2 separate regions of the Mus musculus genome follow, and region 2 is linked to region 1. Evidence: chromatin contacts called from ENCODE Hi-C or POLR2A ChIA-PET data. All regions are on one chromosome and are shown on one strand. Each heading gives the region's core, a stretch centred on a gene start or an enhancer-like site at or near the end of the contact. The rest is flanking DNA. Distances are from core to core; before and after follow the strand shown.

What was found. Hi-C counts contacts between places; a loop is a spot of excess contacts on that map. ChIA-PET counts read pairs that join two places held with the same protein, here RNA polymerase II (POLR2A).
Region 2: a map of heart shows a loop between it and region 1 (2.2-fold over the local background). The contact joins the promoter of Flt1 here to the enhancer-like site in region 1. A Hi-C loop is called at or near these places in 3 of 37 maps with a recorded cell type or tissue (all heart). POLR2A ChIA-PET finds 5 or more read pairs at or near these places in 1 of 5 experiments (Patski).

The regions. Positions count from the first base shown.
Region 1 is chr5:147,643,934-147,646,821 of GRCm38, forward strand. Flt1 (FMS-like tyrosine kinase 1) reads right to left here. Exons shown (of 30, transcript NM_010228.4): 12 at 2,192-2,300. Among named protein-coding and RNA genes, the nearest start is that of Gm35383, 14 kb to the right of the region's middle. Within about 2 kb of position 1,463, at least 1 of the 3 ENCODE cell types and tissues checked has a DNase peak (open chromatin) inside an H3K27ac peak, as active enhancers do; it is heart, where a contact is called at or near this core.
Region 2 is chr5:147,724,500-147,727,387 of GRCm38, forward strand. It overlaps Flt1 (FMS-like tyrosine kinase 1), which reads right to left and starts at 1,512. Exons shown (of 30, transcript NM_010228.4): 1 at 1,172-1,512. The coding sequence starts at 1,235.

The sequences.
Region 1 (2,888 bases), core at 213-2,712:
TGCCCATTATCTAGATAATGCCCAAGATTCCCAGAGAAGACAGATGGCTCTTAAGGCTGCCACTAGACTTCTCTGCCTCTGCCAGAGGGCTGGCAGGCATCCCTAGTCAATATAAGAAATGGCTGAAGAGCTGTGGAGGGAAGGGTCCGGGAGCAGATGTGGGCATGGCTCTCACTCACAGGGATGGAGTGAGAGGCATGGCAGGTACTGTTGCTCTTGGCTCAGCAGCCCTGAGAGGCCCCAGGACTCTAAGCCTAGCCTGGCCTTGAGGTCCTGATGTAGGCACAGTTGTCCACAAGAAGTTGGAACATCTGTAAAGGTTTGTGGGATGGTTTTAGATGAGTCTCGGGGGGGCTAAAGAGTTTGTGGGCGGCTGCTGGTGCTTTCCTTTAGCTCGGAACACGTAGAGGAAGCCTAGCCTCTTCCCTCTATCTGTTCATGCCCGCCCCCACACCCACAGCTCAGTACCCTCCAGTTCTCCCCCTCAGAGGCTTAGAGCTGACACGCAGCTTTGGAGTACTGATCAGTGGTCTATGTGACTGAAGGCCTGAATTTTATTTCATTTATTTTAAATTGATTAAAATTTGAGCAGGGGTGGGGTGTATGTGTGTGTTGTTTTATTTCTCTGATGAATACAGGGCTATGGGCATAGCTCAGTGGTAAAACATCTGCATCACGTCTGGAGTTCAATCGCCAGGAAAATAACCCCCTAAATGTTGACTACATATTAAAAATGTAATATAGTATTTTAGATATACTGCTTAAACAAAATGTTATTCTTTCTTCCTTTTTTGTTTTATTTTTATTTATTTGTTTTGTTGTTTGTTTTTTGTTTTGTTTTTTTAAGACAGGGTTTCTCATTTTAGCCCTGGCTGTCCTGGACCAGGTTGGCCTAAGACTCATATATCCTGCCTGCCTCTGTTTCCCAAGTGCTGGGATTAAAGGCGTATACCACCAATACTTAGCAATAGTTTGTTGCTACTTCAGAACTGTCATTTTGCTACTGCTATGGATTGCAAAATGTTTCCCGATGGTCTTAGGTGACCCCTATGAAAGGGTGGAGCGACCTCCCCATGCAGGTTGAGAACTGCGGGTTTACTCCAAAGCTCCTGGATTTACTCCTAGACTAATCTTAGTGAAATCTTTGTGAGCATCCTTCCCCAGCAAAGGCCTTTGCTACTGGGAGCGGATATAAGAGGAACACTGTCTTCTGCTCTTGTAAGGTGGGAAGGTGAGGACCAGTCCTCGGTCAAGGGGGCTTTGCTGTGGTGTTCTCCCCTCTCCAGAGAATGCAGGGCACTGTCCAGGTCCAACCTGTGAGAATGACCTTCAGGACGGCTCCACGGCCCAGACTCTTTAGGGTTTGGCTGCAGGCTCCCATCATCGGAAAACGCAAACGCCTTATGAACTCAGGGCTGCCTATTTCTTTCTGGAGACTTCTAGGCACTGTCAGCAGCCTGCTCCGTGCAGTGTGAAGTTTCCAGAGGGTTGGCAGGCTGCCCAGGTTCCCTCAGAAACTGGGGAGGCGTGGAGCCAGGCAATTGTTTTTAGACTTTGAGCAACTTATTTCCTTCCTGGACTCACCGAGGGACATAAGGAGCGCCACTTGAGTACTTTGCAGGTTTAAAGATTTGTAGAGACCATCAGGGTTTAAAGTTAAAAATTCTTAAATGCTCAAAAAAAAATAGCCCATTAATTATGAGGAACAAAGCCCACTTTCAGATTTTGACAGGGGAGTCTGAGTCTCCCAAAGGGCTAAATTACTTCAACTATGCATTTCTAAGTAAAACAAACAATCAAACAAAAAACCCACAACCTCCTTCCCCAAACCAAAAAACAAACAATCAAAAAACCCGTCTAATATCATAGGGGTTGGAAGTGAACTATGTACCAGACCCAGAGGTAGGTCTTGAGGGGGGTCCAAGAGTGAGGATATAAGATCCCAAATTTAGAACCCAGTCTGGGAAAGAGACACAGACACAATTGAGAGAATTCCGGGAAGTGGCTCTTTAGAGAAGCTAAAGATGTTGTGGAATTCTATCCGAGAGCAAGGATGGAGGTCCTCACAGTGTGACAAGTCTATGTTTAAAAAAAAGGGGGGGGGAATCACCAAGGGCGTTAAAAGCAAAGAGAAAAAGAAGAAAGACTGAGGTCACCCAACTTCCCTGTAGGTGAAGTCCCGATAGCTTACCTGTGACATAAAATTTTATGTTTCTTTCCACAGTCCCTATTTTATTGAAGGCCCGGCAGCTGTAGATTCCAGGGGTCTGAGAGTCAGCCACCACCAATGTGCTAACCGTCTGCAAAAGACACAAAGTTCAGCTGGGACAGAGATCGATAGGAACGGCCCTGAGCGAGCGGCTAAGGGTTGGAGTGATTCAGATGTTCCATTCACATAGAGGGTATGGCAGGGGTGGTAGCCACCAGCAAGCTCTCTGCTTTGGAGCCCCACTACGAATAGAAAAATAACAGGAAAACAGGTCCTCAGGAGACCGGAGCCCATGACATCCGACCTACGAGGGTTTTCGGGGCTTATCTCGGTATGTGGCCACAACAATCACAGACCTGAAGCCGGGGTGTGGAACTGCACGTCCCACCCCACGAGGTGGTCAGGCCATGTCTGTGAGAGGAACAGGTGAGGCCCAGGCCTTTCCTGGTGTGGGTGACCTGAGAGCATGGGTGCCAACTGGTCACAGGAGGCATCTATGATGGGCATGAGAATCAAGCAAGGAGAGAAGAGAAGGCGGAGAAGCCAGTTCTCATTTGTGCTCACGGGGTCTGGCTCGCAGCCCCCAGTGGACTTGAAAGGGACAGGAAGTTGAAAGCTAAGCTAGTCGTGCGTGTGTGTGTGTGTGTGTGTGTGTGTGTGTGTGTGTGTGTGTGTTTAT
Region 2 (2,888 bases), core at 262-2,761, 81 kb after region 1:
ATTACTTTGAAACGAAGTACAGTCTTCCCATTTCAAAAGGCTTATTTTTACTGTCTTTTAAAACCTTGCTGCCTTTCTTTCTGGGGCCACTACTATTCTACCTGACTCTTTAGTCTCTATCTTCTTTCCCAACCACGCTGGTTTAAATAAAGACGCTCTGGTATGCGTCTCTGCGCAAAGGGACCTCCCGCCTGCAGACCTGGAGTTAGAGTTCCCGAGGTCCCTCCAGCTTTTTGACCCTTGGATGACGACGGTCTCCACATTAAATGCTCCTAAAATCTGCCGGCCCCTGATCGGTCGCCCCCCCCCCCCCGCCCCGCGCTTTTCATATCCTAGAGAACGCTGATTTAGGAGGTCGCAAACTTCACCTACTACTTAAACCACAGCTTTCAGTCTAAATTGTCAGGTGGTTTTGTTTTTTTGTTTTTTCTTCTAGATTCATAACCTAAAGGTAGGGCTTAAAATTCCAAAACTTGCTGCCGGGTCGCTTTGGGTCACTCACTCACTCCGAGGACCTGGACCGCACACCCGCCCCACACCGCGGAGGCCCCACCCGGGAGACGGCGCTCCGCGAACTGCTGGGAAGAAACCCTGCAGACTGTGCGTTCCCCAGCTTCCTCCGGACGGACCCAAGCGGGTACGGGAGTCAGAGCTGGCCCTTCTCTGGGCTCCATCTGCTCGCCGCGGGCACGGGACCCCTCCCAATTTCGTCCTCCTTTGCTCTGGTGGAGCGAGCTCATCGCTAACGACCCCACCTCTGTCCAGCCCCGGGCAGCCTCTCTGACATCTAGCTTGCTCCAACTAGCCCTTGAGGACTCTGCTGCAGCCTAGGAGCAGGCTCTGGATGCTGAAAGGTCCACCCGTGTGGTGATCTGCACTCCCAGAGTCTAAGGAGTGAGCGCCTACCCGGGAACCCGGTAGGGGACTAGCGGCTCCGGCTACACCCGGCAGGCACTCTGGCTCTGACCCCAGCGTGGAGCTAAGGAGAGTCTAAGCGGTGATGCCAACTTCCAGCGGCGCCCACTTGGGGGGTGGAGGGGAAGACGTGTGTCCCGAGGCGTACCCGCTGCTACAAGTGTCCCCGGCTCCCGCCGGAGCTCGCTTCCCCCGGACCACCCCGTGGCTGCCCATCCCCGCCGAACTCCAACTCATGGTCCCTGGCGCGCCTCACCTGTGAGAAGCAGACACCCGAGCAGCGCGTAAGGCAAGACCGCGGTGTCCCAGCAGCTGACCATGGTGAGCAAGACGCGGCCTGTTGGCCCGGTGCCCGCGCTCTCCGAGGCCGACGGCGCAGCCGCTCGAGCCGGTCCCCTCCTGCTTCTGCTTGGCGCCGCGAGAGCCCTTCTCCGCGCCTGCAGCCGAGGGGGGTGGTGTGGGGGGATCCTCGCCGTCCCGCGTCCGCTAGCCGCTGCGCTTGAGTCCCGGAGCCCGCTCCGAGCAGCAGCCACCACCACTAGCACTACCTCCCGGGAGTGTCCGCCACCGCGCTCCGAGCCTCTCAAGGACCTCGCTGAAGTGCAGCCGAGGGCGGGGGCGATTTATAACCTTTCCCCAGCCCACTTCCTACCCCGGCACCTCCTTCCAGTGACGTCAAGGGGTCCCCCACCCCTCATCCGCCTCCCCACCTACCCTCTTCTTCCTCCCGGAGGGGCGGGGGCCGGCGAGGGCGGGTAGCCCGGGGGCCAGAGCGCGCGTGCGGTGGCGCTAGGCGCGCGGGTCGCCGGACAGGTTCGCAGGTTCAGGGTCCTTGCTCTGTGCTCTGCTGCCCCAGCCCCTCCTGCCCATCGCTCTCAGGAAATCCTTACCCAGCTCCCTCCACCGAGCTTACTCAGCTCTGGTGACCGCCCGAAACTGAGGAGGGGACCGTCTAAGTGCACCGCCCTGCCCCCGGGGCGGGAAGTCTTATCCTAGGGAAGCTGGCCGCGCCTCCCGCGACGGTGTCCCTGGCACCGAGGAACGAGGCGCAGTCGAGCCCTCTCCCGAGCGGTCCCGCCGGTCCCTGACCCCGCCAGACTGTTGCCAGACAGCGAAGGAAGGCGCCAGAGACCCTCCGCTTAAGGCACTTGGACCCGGAGCGTCCGAGGGAACCGGACGCCTTGCCAGGCACCTTCGGAAAGAGCGCGGGGCCGCGCGGGTCCCAAGGGAGGGAGTCTGTGTCTTTTTCGGCTGCATTAATGCACCCGCCCAAGCCATTTCCTCAACCCTCTGCTTCCTAGAAGCAAAACAAGGAATAACATGTTACCTTAAAAAAAAAAAAAAAAAAAAAAAAAAAAGCCAAGGCGTGAGACACGCTCCTGCAACTTGTAAGGGCCAAGAACTTGAACTCTAGGTCTGAAACGCTGGATGGAAAACAAATCTTTTTGGTGGAAGCCGGCTAGCCAAGATGACTGACTCGAATGTTCTTGGAACAAAAAACGGGTGAAATTAACTTGAGACACTAGATCATTTACGATGACACTAATTCCACGTTGTTCCTCAATTATGCATCCATTAACTGGAAGGCTGAAGTCGTCCCGGCCTCCCCGGAGCAGCCCAGTCTTGTCCCTGTAAATACTGCAGGTTTGAAAAATAGCCTCAATAGAACCTGCCAGATACCCGTGATAAAATGGCTCCTAAATGGGACCAGAGGCTTTTCCTGAAGGACTAGACTAAACCTCCGGTAGGGAAGGTTGCGCAACCTGAGTTGCCTCATTCCTAAGAGAGTCTGGGCCACCACCACCCGCAGCTCTACTAGGGCACCGGGAGCCTCTGAGCCAGGGCAAGTGAGATTCCTTTTCTCCTTCATGGTCTAGCAGAAGGGAAAGACCGCTGTGAGCCTAAGCTCACCTGCGGACTTCCCCAGCCAATTCTGATTTCTCTACAAGCTTCCACTAGGGTCAGTATTCCTG